3 separate regions of the Homo sapiens genome follow, and regions 1 and 2 are each linked to region 3. A link is a loop called in an ENCODE intact Hi-C map of the cell type or tissue named here. Cell type or tissue: dorsolateral prefrontal cortex. All regions are shown on one strand. Each heading gives the region's core, and the rest is flanking DNA. Links, peaks and the distances in the headings are about the cores only. Region 1 overlaps LINC00626 (long intergenic non-protein coding RNA 626). Region 2 overlaps LINC00970 (long intergenic non-protein coding RNA 970). Region 3 overlaps LOC105371604 (a long non-coding RNA gene).

What was found. Peaks named below come from ENCODE experiments on the same cell type or tissue, not always from the same donor. Only the 100,000 strongest peaks of a DNase experiment are listed, where the experiment ranks them.
Region 1: a loop joins it to region 3, with 2.4 times the contacts of the local background. A loop is called at or near these places in 8 of 110 quality-filtered maps.
Region 2: it touches region 3 in a loop (3-fold over the local background); 2 of 110 quality-filtered maps call a loop at or near these places.

Annotation. Positions count from the first base shown.
Region 1 is chr1:168,791,224-168,798,973 of GRCh38, reverse strand. LINC00626 (long intergenic non-protein coding RNA 626) reads right to left here. Exons shown (of 3, transcript NR_024160.1): 3 at 6,086-6,643. Among named protein-coding and RNA genes, the nearest start is that of LINC00626, 8.2 kb to the right of the region's middle. In dorsolateral prefrontal cortex, for the core only: no CTCF peak of the experiment used is centred there; no DNase peak of the experiment used is centred there.
Region 2 is chr1:168,956,333-168,964,082 of GRCh38, reverse strand. The region is part of intron 3 of LINC00970 (long intergenic non-protein coding RNA 970); the gene reads left to right. Among named protein-coding and RNA genes, the nearest start is that of LINC00970, 130 kb to the left of the region's middle. In dorsolateral prefrontal cortex, for the core only: no CTCF peak of the experiment used is centred there; DNase peaks (open chromatin) are centred at 3,086 and 3,302; H3K4me3 peaks cover 464 bases; H3K27ac peaks cover 1,191 bases.
Region 3 is chr1:168,633,881-168,641,630 of GRCh38, reverse strand. It overlaps LOC105371604 (a long non-coding RNA gene), which reads left to right. Exons shown (of 3, transcript XR_922259.3): 2 at 356-482; 3 at 2,865-3,507. Among named protein-coding and RNA genes, the nearest start is that of XCL1, 61 kb to the right of the region's middle. In dorsolateral prefrontal cortex, for the core only: CTCF peaks have their summits at 4,063 (motif pointing left) and 5,277; no DNase peak of the experiment used is centred there; H3K27ac peaks cover 593 bases.

The DNA of each region.
Region 1 (7,750 bases), core at 1,213-6,212, 160 kb before region 3:
TATACTAGAACTAATAACTGAGTTTAAAAAGTTTGCAGGATACAAAAGTAATATACAGAAATCAATTGTAGTTCTATATACTAGCAATGAGCAACTGAAAATTGAAATTAAAAATGATACTTCCAATAGCAACAAAAATGTGGCACGCCTATGAATTAAATTAACAAAAGATATTCAATATCTGCACACTGAAAACTACAAAAACATTCCTGAGAGAAATTAAAGAAGACCTAATGAAGATACACTGTATTGATGGGTTGGAAGAGTCAATATTGTTAAAATGTTACAATATTGTTAAAATGATAGGTATGTCTCCTACATACCTATCAGAATAGCTAACATAATAAAAAAAAAAGTGACAATGCCCCATTCTGATAAAGATGTAAAGAAACTGGACCTCTCATACATTGCTGATAAGAATTTAAAAATGTCACAGCCTCTCTGAAAAAGAATTTAGTAGAAGTCATTCAAAACTAAACCTGCACATACCATACAACTCAGAAATTACAATCCTGTGGCTGAGTGTGATGGCTTATGTCTGTAATCCCAGCACTTTGGGAGGCTGAGGTGGGCAGATCATTTGAGGCCAGGAGTTTGAGACTAGCCTGGCCAACATGGTGAAACCACATCTCTGTTAGAAATACAAAAATTAGCCAGCCATGGTGGCATGCACCTGTAGTCCCAGCTACTCAGGAGGCTGAGGCAGGAGAATTGCTTTAACCCAGGAGGTGGAGGTTGCAGTCAGATGAGACTGTGCCACTGTACTCCAGCCTGGACAACAGAGCGAGACTCTGTCTCAACAACAACAACAACAACAACAACAACAAAAAGGTAAAAAAAGGAAAGAAATTACAGTCCTGGGCATTTACTTCAGAGAAACAAGTATGTACATATGTATAAAAACCTGTATGTACACAATTGCTCACAGCAATTTTATTTGTAATGACCAAAAACCATAAACAACCAAAATAACCCTCAATAGATGGATGGTTTAACAAACCGTGGTATATCCAGACCATGGAATGCTACTCAGCAATGAAGAAGAATGAACTATTGATGCATGCAACAACTTGGATGGATCTCAAAAGCATTATGCTAAGTGTAAAAAGCCAGTCTCAAAGGTTATATATAAATGTTATATATATCCACATATAACATAAATCCATATATAACATAAATGTTATATATAATCCACATATAACATTTTTAAAACAAAAATATTATAGAGACGGAAAACAGATGAGTGGTTGCCAGAGGCTAGGAACGATGGAGAGGAAGGTGGGTAAGAGCATAAAAGAGTAGCACAAGGGAGATCTTTGTGGTGATGAGCAGTCTTGTATTTTGTCTGTGATAGTGGTTACACAAACCTACATTTGATAAAAAGGCATAGAACTGCACACACACATTGAACAAATAAATACCTTTGAGTAAACAGACTGAAGGGCATCTGTATTTCTTTGTACCATCTTTGCAACTTCCTGTAAACCAATAATTATTTCAAACTAAAATTTAAAAAAGGTGTCAATTTTCCCCAAAGTGGTGTATAGATTCCATAGGATCCCGTTCAAGTCCCAGTAGATATTTTTGCAGAAATTGTCAAGATGATTCTAACATTTATATGAAAATTCAAAGGACCTAGGATAGCCAATACAACTATGAAAAAGATAAAATTGGAGGACTTATCCTACTACCTGACTTTAAAAATTATTTTAAAGCTATGAAAATCAAGATGAAGTAGCATTGCTGAAATGGTAGGCAAATAGATCATTGAAACAGCGTCCAGACGTAAAGCCACATATATAGTCAATTGATTGTGGGTTTTTTGTTGTTGTTGTTGTTTTTTGAGATGGAGTCTCACTCTGTCACCCAAGCTGGAGTGCAGTCTGAAATCTCGGCTCGCTGCCACCTGCACCTCCTGGGTTCAAGTGATTCTCCTGCCTCAGCCTTCTGAGTAGCTGGGATTACAGATGACCGGCACAACGCCGAGCTAATTTTTGCATTTTTTAGAAGAAACGGGTTTCAACATGCTGGCCAGGCTGGTCTCGGACTCCTGACTTCAAGTGATCCACCTGCCTTGACCTCCCAAAGTACTGGGATTACAGGTGTGAGCCACCGTGCCCAGTCATCAATTGATTTTTGACAAAAGTGAAAGGGTAATTCAATGGAGAAAGAATAGTTTTTCCTGTAAATTCTGCTGGAATAGCTGGTTATTCCTATGCAAAACAGTGAACTTAGATTCACAACTTATGGCATATACAAAAATTAACTCAAAGTGGATTATATACCTACATGTAAAACTAAAACTGTAAATTCCCTATAAGAAGAAAAAGAGAAAAATTATTGTGCCCTTGGGTAAGGCAAATATTTCTTAGATATTATACCAAAGGCACAAATCATAAAAATTTGATGATTTGAACTTGATAAAAATGAAAAACTATTACTATGTGACAAACACTATTAAGAGAATGAAAAGACAAGCCATAGTCTGAGAGAAAATATTTGCAAGTAAAATATCTGTTAATGGTCTTGTATTCAGAACATGTAAAGAACTCTTAAAACTCAATTTTTAAAAAAAGGATGGAAAAAAGACTTGAGCAAAATTTTACCACAAAAGATACATGGATGGTAAATAAGCACATGAAATATATTCAATATTATTTATTAGTTGGGAATTACAAATTAAAATCATGGTGAGATAAGATTGCACATCTATCAGAATGGTTACAATATTAAATAACTGTTCATATCATGTGCTTGCAAGGATGTGGAAGAACTAGAATGTGGTTGGTGGAAGCATGAAAGAGTACAGCCACTTTGGAAGAAAATTGGCAGTTTTACTCCAAGTTAAACATATACCTACCATATGTTCCAGTCATTTCACTCTCAGGTACTTAGCCAAGAGAAATGAAAACATATATCTGGACAAAAACTTGTACATGAATATGTCCATAGCAGTTTTATTTAACAAACTGAAAATGATCCAGGCATTTTTCAACAGGTGAGTGAATAAACAAATTGTGGCTTATTCATACATTGGAATACTTTTTAGCAATACATAAAGAATGAACGATTGATGCACACACAACATGGAGGAATCGCAAAAGAATTATGCTAAGCACAAGGAGCCAGACAAAATATAGTATATGTGGTAGGATTCCATTTATAGAAAAGTCTAGAAAATGCGAATAGATCTATAGTGACAGAGAGTAGATCAGTGTTAGCCTGGGAGGGGTGGGGCTGGGGAAGGCTTGGAAGATGGTATTACAAAGGGACATGAGAAAACTCAGGTGGTTGATGGTTATGTTCATGCTCTCGATGGTTGCAATGGTTTCAGGGGTGTATGTGTAAGTAAAAGTTTATCAAATTGTGCATTTTAAATATGTACAGTATATTTTATGTTAAGTATGCCTCAATAAAGCTGTAAAAAAAAAAAAAGTGCGTAATGGCAAATGGACCAAAAAGACCATATAAAAACAGACCTTGTTTTGTAAAGGCAGACGTTGCAAGTTTCACAAAAGGCACCTGCATCTCTCCTATTGCCTCCTGCTTCTCTTCCCTGTGGTGGAGGAAGGGTCCGTCCTTCCCTCCTGTGCTCTGGGTCCCATCCCTTTGACCTTCTTTGAAACTTTGACCTTTAGTCTTCACCCTCCTCCTGTCACCATTCTTTTACTCTCCTTTGCCTACTCCCGTGGGGACACAAATGTGCTCTTGGTATCTTTCTTTCTTTTTCCTTTTTCTTTTCTTTCTTTTTTTTTTTTTTTTTTTTGACAGAGTCTTTGTCTGTCACCCAGGCTGGAATGCAGTGGCGTGGATCATGGCTTACTGCAGCCTTGACCTCCTGGGCTCAAGCAATCCTCTCACCCCAGCACCTGACCCCAAGTAGCTGGGGCAATAGGTGTATGCCACCACACCCTGCTAATTTTTGTATTTTTTATAAAGACAAGGTTGCACCATGTTACCAAGGCTGGTCTTCAACTCCTGGGCTCAAGTGATCTACCCACCTCACCTTGCCAAAGTGCTGGGACTACAGGCATGAGCCACCACACCTGGCCTGTTATCTTTCATTTTAAAACCAAAATAAAACTCTTCTTTATCTAAACATACTCCCCTAGGTACTGCTGTCTATACACACCCCCTCAACAAATATACACACATACATGCACATACTGAGTTCCCCAAATCTGATTACAACACTTTTTGTAATTTCTCCCAACTTTGTGAATTTGCACATAGCATGTCTGCTACACTATTTATTAAACTAATGAATTGTGATAAAAGTGAATATAAAGTAGATACTCTGTTAACACACAGTTGATATGTATTAACAAATAGATCAAATAGATCTAGTTTTGAATTCTGGTTCTGGCAGAATTCAACAGTCACGGTATTAAGTGTGACTCTGAGTAGGTTATTAAACTCCTTTAAGAGGGTTTGCTACTTGTAGATGCATTTATGATACCCATTTAATGTATTTCAAGACTTGGTGTTAGAATTAAGTGAAATCATGTTGTTCTGTGTGCCAGCATCCTGCCAGGAAGACATTAGACTCGGTGGATAGCCAGCTGCTGCACTTCTGCCTGCCTGGGCACCAGAGGCTCAATCTTCCTCCACTTTCTCTCTTCACTTCTTCCAATGGGGTTGCTTCTTTTGGCGTGGGATGAGTCAGCGCGGCTCAGCACCTCACACAGAGGGCTCACCTCATCTTCCTTAAACCCGCCAATCCCTCTTCAAGCCCAATAAGCATTGCTAGGCAGCATCATTAGTCCACACCCATCGTGAGAACACTCATTGGCCACAGAGCATGGGAGCCCTGACTCACTCAGAGCTTTTCAACACTTTCTCATTCTCAGCCCCAACTCTATGTCTGTCTCCCTAAAACACTGATTTCTTTAGAGCAATTTAATATTTCTACATTTATAATAAAACTACCTTCCCTGCAGTCAATCAATATAATGGTAAAATGAAATATAAATAAATAAAAATAAAACCCTACTCCTATGGCATTTATCTGTACTTTGCAATAGGGCTACTACTTAGATATGCTCTTGTATTAGACTCATTTGTTTTATGTGTATGTTTTTCCCCTGGCTGAGTAATCCTTGAGAATTAAAACAGTTTTCTAAAATCAAATCAAGTACATAATATAGTGCTCAGTTTATATCTGTTCCATGGATTTTGATTATATCAACTGGCAAGTCATAGACACCCAAACTACTTAGTATTCTTCTCCCACCTCCACATCAATAAGATTTCTTTACTCATATATTTATTCTGTCTTTGGAATTACTTTCCTTTTCACTTTGATTCCAGAAGGAAGAAGCCCAACCCAGACCCCACCTCCTCCATGAGACTTTCTCTTATTGCTTCTGCTGAAGTCATTCTCTCCCTCCTATGACCTTCCATGGTACTGGACTGGGATTCAAAAGATCTATATGCCAATTACTAGCTGTGAGAATGTAGGCAAGATATTTACCCTCTCTGAATCTTGGTTTTCCATAACTCTAAAATGAAGATAATAACACCTATCTCACAGGGCCATTGTGAGGATCAAATGAGGTAATGTGTATGGAAGCTCTTTGTAAAGTAAACTGAGATAAGTAAATGAAAGGGATGATTATCTCTATTATAGCTTTTATCTAGTCTGCCTTGCATTTTAGTTACTTGTCAGTGGATCTGTCTCCTGAATTGGCTTGAGAAATCCTGGGAGAGTAGAAATGTTTTACTCATCTCTGTAACTTCCACTGTGCCTTGCACATGTAGGTGCACATTAGAACCTGTTGAATTGAATGTGTAGCTGAATGCACTGGACCCAAGCCCTTCTTCCTCCAGAGAAGTAAATGTCTATCACAGCACTGGTAATTCTATGGACAGCTAAAGAAATCCAAAAACATTGGCTTTCTTTTTTTAATGCACCAGAAGATGATTTTCAAAGAAGAAAGGGGAAATCATTTCCTCTGATATGTGCCACATGCTCAAAGCCTGCAGAGCAAGTAACCAACACAATTCATCAAATGAGATTACAGGAATTCAGGAAACGGCAAGTCCTAATTAAGCCAAAACAACAAACCACACCAGATGCACGCTCTATTTTCAAGCTATGATCTTGTATTTTATTATCCCACAGAGTTCTGGAGTCAAGACTTGTAGCAGAGGGACTGAGCTGGAAGCCAAAATAGGATGACACTCTAGTTCTTGTGGAGGAGTCTAAGCTGGAATATCAGATGTTTGTATTTAAAGTCAAGAACATCTTCAAACCAGGGAGGGGTTAGTGCTCTTAAGTGACCAATGGCTGACTTGCTGGATTCAAACAGGGAAAAATGATGTTGAGAATTCTGTTGTAAGTATTCTATTTTTGTATAATTTCTTCAGGAGTTTTTATCTTCCCCTCCTGGTAGAGTTGGGCCCTTTCGCTCTGCGTTCCCATCATTCTGTGCCCATCTCTTCTTAGCCCACAACACACTGGGAACAAGAACGGTCACTTGGTCCATGTCGGGTCAACCAGTCATTCTTTCTTATAAGGCTTTGATCATAGAGACCGAATTAGTCACATGGTGTTAAGATTGAAACCTTTACAATCTCTGCAAGAGGAAATGTTGACTAGACCACTGGGTGTGACTTCAGAGGTCTGAAAGAGAGCTGTGGGCTGAAAATACACATTTGTAAGTCATCACTATATAGATGGCTAGCCATGTGGATGACATCTCCTAGGGTAAGACAGTATTAGGAGAAGAGAAGATAGGAGACAGACAGGAGAGGAGGAGGTTTCAGAGAGCTCAGGTTTCAGATTTACCACTTATTTATTTGGTGATGGAAAGACCTTTGATCATCCTGAGTGACTGTTTTAGTTTTTGTAAAAAATGTATTTATTTATTCATTCATTTAGTTGACAATTTTTAAAATGCTTATTATAAGCCAGATACTGTGCAAGATGTTGGTGATACAGTGGTAAATATAGTGGTAAATATAACATACAGCGGTATATCATATAACATACAGTGGTATAACACACATAGTGGTAAATATACAGTGGTAAATATAACATAGGCTTTCTCTCTCTCTCTCTGTGTATATATATGTGTATATATATATATAGCACATCTTTATGATATGTAAATATATTTACATATAAGTATATAAATTTATATATCAAATATATTTTTACATAAATGTCTATTAAATATATGTTCATATATTATATATAATAAATATGTGCAAGATATTGAGAACACAGTGGTAAATTGTGGATACTGCATTTTAGCAATATAATTTTTGTTGCAGTCTGATTGACAACATAGAGCAAGTGACCATTCTTGTACCTAGTGTGTTACGGGCTAAGAAGAGATGAGCAGAGAACGACGGGAACACAATATATTGACATATCTCTTTATCTCTCTCTCTCTCTCTTCAGGGAGAGAGGTGTGTGTGTGTGTGTGTGTGTGTGTGTGATAAAGATAGAGGAATGCTATGATAGGGTGTGGCCAGGATGATTTTGATGCCCGTTTGAGAGGCAGCCATTGCAGTCCTGGGGCATCAGGAGAAGTTTCTGGAAGAATAACATTTAAGAAGAGAACTGAGGAAGACATTAGCAGTCATCCAAGTGAAGGTTAGGAAGTAGGAGGATATAAACTGGATGGAGGGAACAACAAACACAAAAACCCACAAACAAGAGAGTGCATAGTGAAATGTAAGGAATGATGAACAATTTCAGTCTGATTTAGAGAGAGGATCTGCAATGAGGAACGATGAGAAA
Region 2 (7,750 bases), core at 1,319-6,318, 320 kb before region 3:
TGTTCAGAGGGGTGGGCAGGAGGGGGTGGGAGTTAGAGATGTGCAGAGAAAGAGAGAAAATGGAGGAAGGAGGAGAAACAGGAAAAGGAAGGAGGAGGAAGGAAGTCTTATGTTAAGCTCTGTCGATACCTAAATTTAGTGTCTATGTTTAGACAGCCAATAATTTATTTCCAGGCCTGTGAAATCACTTATTCTGCCCTACTGTCTATGTGAAATCTCATACACACTTCACAGAAATGGATTAGATCACTGAGGCTGGATTTTAACCCACGCTCCTTGGCACTGGTTTCTGTGTAGGAAGTACTCAGGGGTAGTAATTTAGTGGGAAGAGTGTGGCAGGCTAGAAGACTTGCATTGAAATCATGCTTGAATAGTGAGCATGCTTTTTAAAAAACTTACACTGTGTGCTTATTTGTGATGGGTTGAAAGGGATCTAAAGTCTCCTCAATTCTCCCCAAATCCTCCCTGGCACCTCTGCCTAGAATAGGCTGCTGCAATTGCCACATTGTGAGAACACTGTCTGTGTCCCTGGCCGAAGTGGCTGGCAAAACTGTGGCTAAACTGACCACAGACTGGCAGCCAGGCAGCCATACCCAATGAAACCCCCAAGGTCCTTGTAGATGTGTGAATTCCCCTTTTATCAAATCACCTGGATAGTTTATCCAAGACACCTTAAAGTCAGTTTTTCTCTTGGTTCTTTAATGATGTTTCCATGCCAGAAATGTGGGAACCTCAGCTTTTTATATGTTTCACTTATATGATTTTAAAAGGCAGAATGTCTAGGTTGTTTCTAAGACAGTGGGCAGTTTTCATTGACTGTCTCCATACTTCCAGCATCCTATTCTAAACTAACACCACTTGAACTGTGGTCCTGGGACCAGCAACATCAACAACATTTGGGAGCTTAGAAATGCAAATTCTTAGGCCCCACTCCAAACGTACTGAATCAGAATCTCCGAGTTTAGGGTCTAGAAGTCTGTGTTTTAACAAGTTTTCCAGGTGATTTTGTTGCCATCCTGAAGTTTAAGAAGCACTGTTCTAAGGCACTTCATTTGTCATTTTGCATTTTTTTCCCTTTTCCTACTGATACTGTTAATTACTGACTAAAAATTTATTTTTGAATATAAAGGTACAAATTAAATATTTGCTCAAGCAAGGTAATTTGAGAGTTGCTGCAACATTTTACATGCCCAAAAGACACCTCTGAAATATGATGTTGCCATGGCACTGTCTCTGTTCTTGTTAGTTTCCACATTGTGAATGAATGAATGAAAGATAATCTTTAATATGCTTTAGACATCAAGACCCAGGAGGAAAGGGGCTTGTGTTATTTAGCATTTTGCTTCAGCTGCTACGCAAAGAGGGAACTAAAGTAATAATGGAAATTGGCTGGGCGCAGTGGTTCATGCCTGTAATCCCAACACTTTGGGAGGCCGAGGATCACCTGAGGTCAGGAGTTCAAGACCAGCCTGGGCAACATGGCAAAACCCTGTCTCTACTAAAAAACACAAAAATTAGCCAGGTGTGGTGGCACACACCTGTAATCCCAGTTACTTGGGAGGCTGAGGCAGGAGAATAGCTTGAACCTGGTGGGTGTAGGTTGTAGTGAGCCAAGATCATAACACTGCACTCCAGTCTGGGCAGCAGAAGGAGATTCTGTCTCAAATCAACAACAACAACAAAAAAAATGGAAATTGATTAGTCACATTAAAAGTTCATTTCTCTTTCACATAAAAATCTGATGACTAGCATTGCAGCTCTGCAATTATCAGGAACCCAGGTCCCTTCAGTCTTGCTGCTCTGCCATCCTCAAACTGCATCTTCTATCTTGTGGTCCAACATGGCTGTTTGTTCCAGCTCCCACCATCACATCTGTATTTCAACCAGTAGGAGGAGAGTAAAGGGAAGGGAATCATACTTAATTGATAATGATGAGACAACATCATTATCACAGAAGAGCTGCAGAAGAGGCATATCCAAGGTACATTGGGTACTGTGTTGATCTTGAGTCTCCTTGCTGGAGTGCAGTGGCATGATCTCAGCTCACTGCAACCTCCACCTCCCGGGTTCAAGTGATTATCCTGCCTCAGCCTCCCGAGTAGCTGGGACTACAGGTGCGTGCCACCACGCCCAGCTAATTTTTGTATTTTTAGTAGAGATGGGGTTTCACCATGTTGGCCAGGATGGTCTTGATCTCTTGACCTCGTGATCTGCCCGCCTTGGCCTCCTAAAGTGCTGGGATTGCAGACATGAGCCAGCGTGCCTGGCCTGTTCCTCCTCTTTTTTTCATTCCTCTTGTTTTGTTTGAGGACTGATCTTACAGGTTGCATCTCCTAGGTTTCCCTGTCAGTGACCTTACTTGGATTCAGCCAATGGGAAAAAGGGAGAAGCTGAAGCATTTCTTCCTATCTGCTTGTCTTGTAAGTGGCTGCAGTGATGACTGCACTTTATGGATCTGCTCCAGCTGGCCACGGGTTCTAGTAACACTGACTTCCTTCTTTCCAGTCCTTGGGTGGTAATAGCTTCTTGCTGGCTGTTAATCTCTAGGTTGCTTCACCATCCTGTTTGGGTTTAACTTTTCCATCACCTGGAATCAATTCTTTATATTAAAACACTCCAGTTGTAAGTAGTTAAGGCAGTCAGACCCTGGCTGACACAGGAAGGGGTACTCTACCTAGGGTGAATTCATAGAGGAAGTCACATTTGTACTAGATCTTGAAGTTTTGCTGACTGATTTCCATTAATTAATTCCAGTGTGGTCATTCTGGACTCTGGTCTAGAGAAGACGCAGGGGAGAAACAGTTTGGAGCTCTGATCACTCAGCTAGGATTAGCAGAACCTAGGATGGTGGGTTACAACTGTTTCTAACTCAGGGTTTCTCACCCTCAACACTGTTGATATTTTGGGCCAGAAACGTCTTTGTTGAGGTGCTGTCTTGTGCATTGTACGATGTTTAGTGCATCCCTGGCCTCTATTCATTAGGTGCCAATAGAATCCCCCCATCCTGCCTAAGTTGTGACAACCAGAAATGTCTCTAGACATTGTCAAATGTCCTGGCTGGGCGGGCTGTAAAATGTCCGACGTTGACAACCATTCTTCAAGTTTTGCTGATGGCTCAGCATCCAAGTTCCACACAGGAGAACCCTTTGATTCTAGGGTCAGAAACGCACTACCTTCCAAAAAGAGCAGCTGCTACTCTGCTCTCTCCTTCATCTCTACTTCCCTCAGCCAGCAAGTGCCTCCATTTTTGATAAACACTGTCTACTAGAGAACAATGATCCCATAGTCTGGAAGGGAGTGTCAGGGCCAAGCCATTGTCTTCCTGCCAGGAACCAGTGACACAGGAAATGGGGAATCATCAACCATTACAATACTATAATTCTCTTTGGAGTTTTGAGATAAAAGTTGCAGAGCTCTGAAGGATGTTTACTTTTATCCTTCATGATAAACTTTTTTCATAAGACAAATTTTCTGCCTCTTACCACCTTAATACACACACCTAACCTGGTCTATTGAACAAAAAGGAACAAATATACTTATCCTCTTTGAGAAATAACAACATTCCTACTGCTATTACCATTCCATCAAGAGCTGCCTATGACAAACCAGGCATTTTGTATGCATGTCAATGTATCTGGTTAATCTTCACAATAATGTAATGTAAATATGTTTTGCAATGTAAATATGTTTTTCTCAGTTTTATAGCTAAAGAAACTACTTGCCTAAGAAAACAAATTTAGTGTTGGTGAGGGACATCAAAATTTCCCTTATCAGTTTAAGATAATGGCCACACCTCATGCTTGCATTGTGCTTTATGAGTTTGTAACTATTACTTTACATGTATTGTCTAAGTTATACTTATAGCTTAAGTACTATGGAAATTCAGAGAAGCTCTAAAATGTTTGAGGTGGATAGAGAAAGTTTCGTAAAGAACTGGGGTGATTGCAGGAAGTTTCATAAAGAAAATAAGCTGGTCCCTGAAACCGATGTGTATCTGAATACTTATTGCTAATGGTGTTGGTAGAGGTGGTAGTGGATGGTTCATTTTAGACAGAAAACATGAGCAAAGATCCAGAGTTAAGAATAAAGAGAGCAAATACCCCGAGTTAAGAATAAAGGGGTATGCAGGGGAAGCAAGGGAATAGGCTTTCCCAGCAGGAGCTGGTGATTCATGATGGTGGGGAGAGAGATGGGGTAGGGATGTTTAGAGGATCAGTGTATACGGAGCCTGGAAATCCAGACGAGGGAGTCTGGATATTATGAAACGGTCATTGTGAGATGATTGAAGTTTGTAAGCAGAAATGAATATTTTACATCCCACTCAGGTGTCACTTCCTCGGAGAAGCCTTATCTACCCCCTTCCTTGTGCTCTGCTTTGAGTGTCAGTCTCCCATGGTGCCCTGGTACTTTTCTTGATCATGGCCATATAAGACTGTGAGCTCTTGGAGGACAGAACTCTTTGTGTCCCCAAGGCTTGGCACATAGTAGGACCATCTTTGTGTCCCCAAGGCCTGGCACATAGTAGGACCTCAGTAAATAGACTAAATGATGAATAAATGGACCCTAACAGGGAACCACATCCTCCTCTGACTTCTCAGGGCCATTTGAGGATGGATTTCTGGGAGCAGAAGCCACTGGATGTGTGAAAACACAGGTTGTGAATGCAGGAAGGTGCAGATGGAATCTCAGCGCTTTCTCAAAGAGGTTCACTTCAGAAGGGCATAGCTGGAGGGTAGATGAACCGAGAAATTTTCAGGTTGTTGAGAACAAGGAAATGTCGGTGAGAATCACCAAGTTCATCAAAATGTACTTGAAAAGCATGACCATCTTCACTCATCTTGAAACGTGGCATGTTTCAGACATTATGAGACAATTAGTCATTGCTGTTGCTTCAACTAATGTCCACTGCTTTTCTGTAGGAAATAAAATAGTCTTATTCTTAATCTAAAACACCAGAAAATATTCTTCCAGATGCTTTCCTCTTCCTGCATTTCCCCCCACTCCCCTCGCATTCACATTGGCATGTGGACATGTTCTCACCAAGTGAGTCAGTTAGATAGGAACATTAATTTATTTGAGCAGATGTCACTTTAAAAAAACAACATTGCACCATGGCACAAAGCTTACAAATAATGTCTGTCATGTAGCAGTGGTGCTAATATAAAGAAAAGGGGTAATTTTGGTGAATTCAAAGAAGATAAGATTACTGTAATTATGGGAAACTGCTTCTAAATAATCCCAGAAAAAAAGAAAGGCTGTTTTGTCTCATGTTGAGATAGGGGAAGGAGGAGGGCGGCAGCCTGGCAAGGAGGCAGGCTGTCAGAGGGGAGGAGGTGGAGATGGCGATGTTTAGTGGTGTGTTCACGTGGCTGACTTTGCCTGTCTTTAGCAGAACACTTCCCCTAAAAGTACCTGAGATGTTTGAAAGTCACTGGGGGGAAATATCCAAAAGTTTGCTCAGAATAAACTACAACTCTCCCTCCTCACAGGTTGCCTAAATCTAATCCATCTCTCAAAGCCCTTCTCAAATCCTTTGCCTGCATGAAACCATCCATTTCAATCTAGCTTATAGGACCCTTTACCTCTTGAAAGTGGGCAGTGAGTCATATGGCAATTAGGGTGAGTTTTATGACTTTGGTGTTGATAAACTATCTTTTATTGTCATTTAGTTTTTCATATGTTCACATACTGATTCCCTAATAAGGTCGACATCTCCTTGAATGGAGACATGGTCGTGTATATCGCCCTGGGGTCCCACACAGGGCCTTACATAAAGTAGGCCCTTAATGCATGTTGGTTGGTTGATTGATTTTCAGTATTAATGTGAATGGCTGCCAGCTATGGTGGTCCACTTATGTGAGGGGCATCTGATGAATTAAAAAGAAGAAGGAAACTAACATCCATCAAGCACCCATGAACCAGGCCCTTCATTGGGATTGGATGATCTTAATTTACTTATTTAAAAGAGAGGTTCCCAACCCCACATCTGTGGACTGCTAGGAATGGGGCTGCACAGCAGGAGGTGAGCAGCAGGCAAGTGAACCAAGCTTCATTTGTATTTACTGCTGCTCCCCATAACTCGCATTACCACATGAGCTCCACCTTCTATTAGGTCAATGGCAGCATTAGATTCTCATAGGAACATGAACCCTATTGTGAACTGCACATGCAAGGGATCTAGGTTACATGCTCCTTACGAGAATCTGATGATCTGTCACTATCTCCCATCACCCTTAGATGGGACCTTCTAGTTGCAAGAAAACAAGTTCAGGGCTTCCATTGATTCTACATTATGGTGAGTTGTATAATCATTGTATTATATATGGCAATGTAATAATAATAGAAATAAAGTGCACAATAAATGTAATGTTCTTGAATCATCCCAAAACCATATCCCCTGAGCCCATCTGTGGAAAAGTTGTCTTCTACAAAACTGGTCCTGGTGCCAAGAAGGTTGGGGATCACTGATTTAAAACACCATGAAAGAGATATCCTAATTAAGGATGAGCAAATACAGATTCAGGGAAATTAAAAGTGGGTTTCCCAAGCCCATAAAACTCTTAAGTGACAGAAGCTAAAATGTAATATTAGACTTGTCTGATTCCAAAGTTTCAGATAAGCTTTAATGCCCCCAATATCCTCCCTTTTCATTTGGGTGATAACAAAGTGTGGCAGTTTTATCCTAGTAGCTTGAGACTTTGACACCTGTTGAATTAAAAACACTCCTAGGGAGCACCCAGATTCATAAAGCAAGTTCTTAGAGAACTACAAAGAGACTTAGTTTCTGACACAATAATAGTGGGAGACTTTAACACCCCACTGTCAATATTAGACAGATCAATGAGACAGAAAATTAACAAGGATATTCAGGACTTGAACTCAGCTCTGGACCAAGCAGACCTAACAGACATCTACAGAACTCTCCACCCCAAATCAACAGAATATACATTCTTCTCAGCACCACATCGCACTTACTCTAAAATTGACCACGTAATTGGAAATAAAACACTCCTCAGCAAATGCAAAAGAACGGAAATCATAACAGTCTCTTAGACAACAGTGCAATCAAATTAGAACACAGGATTAAGAAACTCACTCAAAAACCATACAACTGCATGGAAACTGATCAACCTGCTCCTGAATGACTATGGGGTAAATAATGAAATTAAGGCAGAAATAAGTTGTTTGAAACCAATGAGAACAAAGACACAACATAATAGAATCTCTGGGACACAGCTAAAACAGTGTTTAGAAGGAAATTATACCCACAGGAGAAAGCGGAAAAGATCTAAAATCAACACCCTAACATCACAATTAAAAAGAATTAGAGAAGCAAGAGCAAACAAATTCAAAAGCTAACAGAAGACAAGAAATAACTAAGATCAGAGCAGAACTGAAGGAGACAGAGACGCAAAAAAACTTCAAAAAAAATCAGTGAATCCAGGAGGTGGTTTTTTGAAAAGATTAACAAAATAGACTCCTTGCAAGACTAATAAAGAAGAAATGAGAGATGAATCAAATAGTCACAATAAAAAATGATAAAGGGGATATCACCAGTGATCCCACAAATACAAACTACCATCAGATAATACTGTAAACACCTCTATGCAAATAAACTAGAAAATCTAGAAGAAATGGATAAATTCCTCGACACATACACCCTCCCAAGACTAAACCAGGAAGAAGTCGAATCCCTGAATAGACCAATAACAAGTTTTGAAATTGATGCAGTAAGTAATAGCCTATGAAC
Region 3 (7,750 bases), core at 1,844-6,843:
TGGGGATATGTAAACAAATATTCTGATGGAAGTAAAGACGGGAATGAGAGCGAACACAGGTCGGGAAGAAACCAGGAAGGTTCCAGAGAAGGTATCTGTATGGCCAGCTGGCCACAAACAATACTCATGGTCAGCAAGTATTTGTGTGTTGGGGCATCAAATTAGCTTATAGAACGAAGAGAAAAACATTTCTCTAAGCCCTCAAGTCCTGTGGTTTTTGTAACTTTGCCCCTGGAGCATATTTGTAAGAGCCAAAGCAAGATGAGAGCCCACTGCTCTGATGACTAGTAATTGTCCCACATATTTACACATATAAAGAAAAAATCATATATCCTTGAATTTTTCCTTCTTATAGCAGTGGTTGCAAGAACTCCTTGACCAGTGTTTCCCAAAATCTGTTCCTTGATATATCCCTATTCGGCAAGAGCCATGAGGATGAAGATTTATCTGCTGGAATCTCCAGTGTCTGGACCCGGCACAAAGTAAGTGCTCAGAAATACCTATTGTATGAATAAAGAAATGAATGAATGTTGCACATATAAATACATCTACCAACATTTCTTTGGTAAAGTTTGGAAAAAGCTTGGTTGAGCAAAATTCCTTTGCTGAAGGACTGCTTTGAACCTTTACATTATGATACAATAGAGGGCATTTCTCAAATGCTTTTATGCATGAGATCATGTTTCTCTACATAGCTTCTGAACATATACATTTGGAGAAAAATTCCCTAAATAATTGCTGGTAGTGCAGCGCTAGGGCCAATTCCTCCATCTCCAGTTTACCTGCCCTCTCCCTTCATGCAGTGCTCACTTGGATCTGCCAGCCTTTGTGATGTCCCGTTCTTCATATGTAAACAAAACACAACACACACTGTAAGAACAAGGGAGTTTAAATTAACTGCCTATTTAACTGAACCACATCTCTTGGTTTTCCTCCAAATATCTATGTAAAAATGCAGCCCACACAAGAGTACATGTAACGTTTAGAAAGGGATATGGTGTTTACATTATTAGCATTTGTAATAGGTATTTGTGAGTATTGAAAATTTTATATGGCTGTTGTGAGAACTAAATCAGATTATATATGTTCTAGTACATTATACACCCTCAAAAACCAGGTGTTAAAGCCAAGTAGATCTGCAGGGCACAATGTTGGAAATTATGAATAGCATGAAAGAGAAGGGTTCTAAAAATATGCTGAATTATGGAAAATTATATATCAGTATTTGACAAGACTAGATTCAGCTGATATGACAAATTATGCCTAGATAAAGGTCAATGGAACATCATTACATCCTTATTTGGTCAAATGTCAATGAGATAGGGCACTCAATTTGCCTTTGTCAAAAGTTAAAGATGGACCACTTGATTTATCTTAAATGTTGGTTAGGAAGGCCAAAATAAAGATAGCGGTAATGACAACTTTCTGTGTAAAAATTTTTTCTATCATAAATAGTTGTGCCTTTGACTTTTCTTTAGTCACTTACATTAGTCAAAGGATCTAGGCATTAGAGACAAATGTGACACTTCCTTCAAGACCTACTAAACTTGTCTCATTTACTCAACAAATATTTAATTTATTCTACAAATATTTATTTTGAGCATTTACTAGACAAGACAATATGCTAGTTTTTCTGGAGGTACAAAGAAGAGTCAGACATGAGTTATTAAAGCCTTCAAGGTTCTTATAAACTAAGAGAATAGCAAAAGCAGGCATAGATTGACAAGATTACAAAGAAATTTATATGTGCCATAACTAACGTGCTGATAAAAAGTTATACAAACTCCTAGTGGAACACATTTTATTGTATTATAACTCTTAATTTACAATTCTGTCTCCCTTTGAAGATGGATTTTATCTTTTATATATCTGCAGACAGACATCATACGCTTTCAACAAATGTTTAATAAAAGAGTGAATGGTTGAACGAATGAAACTAAAGACTCTGAGATTTAGTTTTCAAAATAGTGCTACTATAGAATCATCTTTCATTTGCATATTTTTTAGGAAATAATTATTTTCTTGAAGCAAAGGACCATGTCATGTCTCATTGTAAATTCTATATAGAACCTGGTTGGCACAGTTAATGCAAAATAAATATTTTCTGAATAAAATGACTTAATTAATCAGAAAAGACACTAACAATGCATAACAGATAAACAATTCCAATGTTTTTGTTTAAACTCACAGACTTCTATGCAAAAAAGAATGCATTTTCATGTATATAAATTTACCTCAATAAACTTAAAAAATAGCTAATACTGTACTGCATACTTGAAATTTGCTAAGAGATACATTGTAAATACTCTAGGAAGGAAGGAAGGAAGGGAGGAAGGGAAAGAAAGAAAAAGAGAGAGAAGGAAGGAAGGAAGGGTGGGTGGGAGGGAGGAAGGGAAAGAAAGAAAGAGAGAGAAAAAGAAAGAAGGAAGGAAGGAAAGAAAGAGAGAAAGAAAGAAAGATAGAAAGAAAGAAAAAAGAAAGAAAGAAAAAAAGAAAGAAAGGAAGGAAGGAAGGAAGGAAGAAAGAAAGAAAGAAAGAGAAAGAAAGAAAGAAAGAAAGAAAGAGAAAAAGAAAAGAAAGAAACTATTTGGGTGATGGATATGTTAATTAGCTTAGCTTGAATGTGGTGATCATTTCACAATGTGTACATTTATCAAAACTTCAAGTTATATACCTTAAGTATATACAGTTTTATGTTAATTATGCCTCAGTGAAGCTGGGGCAAAAAGAAAGTTCATTACGCCACAAAGCAAGAACTCTCGAGATAGGGTGACTGCAGAGTCAGCTGATTTAACAGCATTAGAATCCAATTTCTTTCTCTCTCTATGTGTCCTGACATTTTGGATGGGTCATTTTGCCCTCAGATTCGTTTTTCTCCTGGTTTCAAGATTCTACAGTAATTCCAGACGTGACATCATCCAGACAAGAAAATGTTTAGAGGAAGAAGAAACCATTTTCTGTCTGTATCTTTGTTAAAGCAAGTTAACTTTTCCTAGCTGCCCCCAACAGACTTTTCTTCATGGTTCAGTGGCCAGAATTATCATTTGCCCTGAACCAAAGACACCTAAAGTGCGTAGAACCACTTTGATTGGCTTGGAACATCATTGTCAACTCCCTCAACCTCCATCCCTGGGCTGGCCCGGGGACCAGCCTTCCCTAGACACATGGCTCTCCGGACGTGGTTGTTTATACTAACAAAACCAAGTCTGTGAGGAAGTAAGAGCGGAAGAAAAGAATGTTAAAGAGGCACCCAACAGTAATGCTACATGGAATGGATTTTCTAAATACTAAAAAATTAAAAGTGCATTTATGATGAGAATAGAACCTTAGGTTCCAGGACAAATTCTCAAGAGAACTTGGATCCAAGTAAAGTAATTTTTGACACTTCCTCATCACCTCCCTCACAGATGACCCTCTCCTCCCTCACAAATACCAATCCCCCTCCCAATGTTTCACCTTCAAGCTAACCTCTAGTTGCCCGGGATTCCCAAGATGTCTCATTTAGACCTCTACTCCTGCAGCCAGACCTCACTCACATCTTCCAGCCATTACTTCTCCTCCTATCAAAAATTACCTAGAATCCCACTTATTTTTTAGAACACTATTCTCAGCACTCCAATAGCTTACCTCTTTTTATTTTCTCATTTTCTTTTAAATTGTTTGCAGGAAACCTGGTCATACTATGTGAACAAAGACATGTACATTTTGACAAGTTCCTATGGAGTAAAACTAGCCTCAATTCAGAAATACACTTTATCTCTGAGAATGGGTGTCTATGATCCTCAGACAGGTTGAAGGGGAAATATGAGGGAAGGGAAATTTTCCTAGAGGCCCTCACACAATCATCTCTTCCATCATGGTCTTTCTCTTTCCTGTGCTCTGAATAGTCTGTTCTTCTTGTATCGAGGGCAGATGACGTATTTATAACATTTCTGGCAGCTGGAAAGCTACGGAGGGAGGGTAAAGAAAGAGGAGTTGTGAGACGCAAAAGATATCATTGCCTTAAATGCTACAGCTAAAGCTGTTGAATGGCTTAGCTCCCCCTACAGGATGCCATGTAACATAGCAGCACACACTTAGAAGGTACCATTTTGTTAATCTCCTGGCCCTTCAGTTTCATCCTGTCTTGCTCTATCATAGGAGACTGCACAGTCATGGCCGACATCTTCAGCCTTCCTACACCAGAAACTTCTTCCTAGCCTTCCTAAACTTCTGCAAATAGACTCAAATATCAGGAAATCAAATGTTTTTCAAAATTAAGGAGATGAACTTCAAACATCCGGTAGTGGGAAGTTGAACTGAGAAACTGCTAATGTCTTCTTCCAATTCTAAAGTACTGTCAAAGTCAAATAAAGCATAGAGATGAATCTCTGAAATTAAGCCATTTCGTGGGGAGGAAACAATGGTAATTCAGGCCATACATGCAGACTGTCTTTAGCATGTCCCAAAAACAAAGAGGTTAGGGGTTTTATTTTTTAAAAAAGGAAACGTTACATATTGTCCTTCGCAAAAGCTCACTGGCACTAGTAAGGTCTGGGAGAGTTGGCAGGATTTGGTTGGTGACTGAAGGCAGTAGGTAAAACACAAGGGGTTGTTTCAGCAGCTCTTAGATAAATCAGGTTTCAGCAGGAAATTTCAGCAACTAGGCTTGCAGAGAATTACATTCTTAGATCAATGTCATGTGCTTGGAATGTTTTCTCCCCCTGGCTTCTCCACCCTGTTTTAGTAGGGTATAACAAGAATGCCCCAATTCATATGATTAGCTTTCACAATCATTGTCCTTCTTGCCACAGTACAAGCTGTTCACATAGTAGGCTCTGGCCTCAGCTCGTGTATGACCTATAAATAGCACCTGTGTCACCAGAGGGAAAAACTGCTGAATCAGGGACATGGGTTAGAAGGAGTGTAAATCATCTTTTGTCTGAAATACTCCTAATTGATTTTTAAAGAAAAAGTCTCAACAAGGGTGTGTGTGTGTTTATGTGTGTGTGTGTGTATCTGTGCATGTCACACACAGCTTATCAGAAAGAAATCAAGAGCAGGAGTGAATGAGCAAGACAGAAGACAATGCTCATCTTCAGCCTTCCTACACCAGAAACTTCTTCCTAGCCTTCCTATGTTGTACTATATTGCACTTAGAGAAGTGCAGTTAGAGAAGACACGAGCAAAAAAGAGCAGAATTTCTTATTCCAGAAACCTCTATCATCACAATCAGACAAACTCTTCATAATTGGGCACCCCACAGAATTACACCATAGTGCCATCTAGCTCTCACTACCAAAGCTTGACATCCTATTCCCAGCTAGGTTAAGAGGTTTAGGGTTAGTCACTGACCAGCAAAACTAAACTGATTGCCATTATTTGATAATGAAAATAAGCAAAATCCCCCAAAGAGGTTTATGTTTGGTAATAATTTATATTCAACTTATCTTATCAACATTCCAAACCAGTTTCTCAATATGAATATTAAGACTTAGATCTTTCTTGTTGAATATAGATTCAATGTTGCTCTGGGTTTTTATTAAACAAATTTCCACAAAGGTTGCACTGATTACTTCCTATCTTCTTTGGAAAGCTGTCAGCTGACAATGCTACCGGCTATAGATCTGATGTCAACAAATCACTGGTCTTGCAAATTTCCAGAGCATTTGCAAAAATCCCTAAAAAGAACAAATGGGAAAATTTCATTTTAATTCACTTATGCTGAATAGCAGGGTTGTTCATGTAGTATTTGTAGAGAGAAGGAGTGCTGGAGTCATGTAAAATAAAATAATAAACAAGTGTCACGCCTGCAGAAGATCAAAGATTCTTATTGTAGGTATGATCTAGAAGAAAGTCTAAGAACTGTATTTTGTGGTGCTTCTGAGTTGTAAATTCTTTACTAAAGTATTCAATTATGGGAAATCGTGCCTGCTTCCCACTGCTGGTGCTGGCTGGGATGGAAATACTAAATGCCAAGAAGGAAAGTACATAATGGTTTTACTCTTTCTTCTAATAAACAGTATCATGGTGGAAAGAACTTGGCCTTTGGCCTTAGAGACTTGAATTCAAACATTGAAACAAAGCACTTTCTAAGTATTTGGGATAATTAACGTCCTTGAGCCTATCAGCATTATTGCAAAAAATAGTGGAGATAATATCTGTAAAATATCAAATATTGTATCTTTTTTATAAATAGTCTTTATTTTGTGTAAATACTATTAAAACATCAAAGAGGAATATAATCATGTGCTGTCATCTTTACAGATGTCATTAGACAGTACATATTTGGATCTCTGGTAATCTTGTTATGATGTGAGTCAGTGATTTATGAGGGGCAAAATTTTCCTATCGCATTACCTATTCTCTGCATCATCTGGCTTACAAAAATAGGAGCAGTGCATCTTTGAGCAGAAATAGATGCCTGAAATAGCTGTTAAACTGTTTGAGAGTCAGTACGAGGTAAATTAACCCAAAATAGAGCTATAGCAGAAAAGAGCCAAAAAGTGTGACTGTATTTAGCTATGGCGATGATGCTCATGTGTGGGATTTCTTCTGGCTCCAGGGGAGGGAATTTGGTAGGGAATAAGCAACATCTCTACTGTATCAAGAAGACTGAGTTTCCCCACACAGCCCTTCCATTTACTAGCTGTATGGATAGAAACAAATCTACATTTTCAGAGGCTAATTCCCTTACTTGCAAAATGAGAATTATATCTTTACTACCTCGCAAGGATTGTTGTAAAACCAAAAGAGATAAAGTATCTGAAAGTCTTTTGCAAACCATAAAGTGATAGGCAAATATCCTCCATCTGTTCACTTCTTTCCATCTCTACTGATATCACACTGATACAAGGCCCCAATAGCTCTCATCTCAGCCATGTAACAGTGTCAATCCTCCTTATCGAACCCCCTCTTTACACTTGGCCCTCACTGGGAACCATTCTCCAAATGACAGCCAAGATGACCATTTTAAAACATAAATCAAGAGACAGCCAAACACCATGTACCTCTTTCTAGAGGTATTCAACCACTTTATAAAACATTCTTGACAAATGAAACAAACCTGAACACGATCAGCCCTGTCCACTTCCCCATCGTAACTGGTTCCTCACTCCTTCACTGACTGGGCTCCAGCCTCCTTGGCCTAACCCAAGGTCACTGAGATTTTTTTCTAATTTTTCTTCTAAAAGTTTTGCAATTTTCACTCTTATGTTTATGTTTATGATGATCCATATCAAGTTAATTTTTATGCAAGATATGAGGTAAGATTTGAGGTCTTTTCTGCACATGGATATCAATTGTTTTCACACCATTTGTTATAAAGATTATCCTTTCTCCATTGAATTGCTTTGGCACTTTTATCAAGAATTAATTGATGAACAATCATCAACTTTTTTTATAACATTATTATTGCTCAGAATTTAATTTACTTTATGTCTCATGTTTAAAATAAACACATTTTAGTCTTAGATTTTTCTAATATTAAAAAAATTAGAAATGTTTCAATGCCATCATTTTTATATACTTACACTACAATACTCATATTTACTTATATCCTCTTCTACACAAAGGCTATTGTAAAAGTGCAAATCCTTCCAAGCATTGTATGAAAAGGGAAAAAGTATAGTGACACTATTGCTGTCATAGAACTAATCACAGAACCACAAATGAAAGTACATTGGTCAACTTAGGAAGCGATGGCTGTGTTCATTATAAATAATCTAAAAAAGATACAGAAGATCACTTGGCCATATATATGTGGTCTATT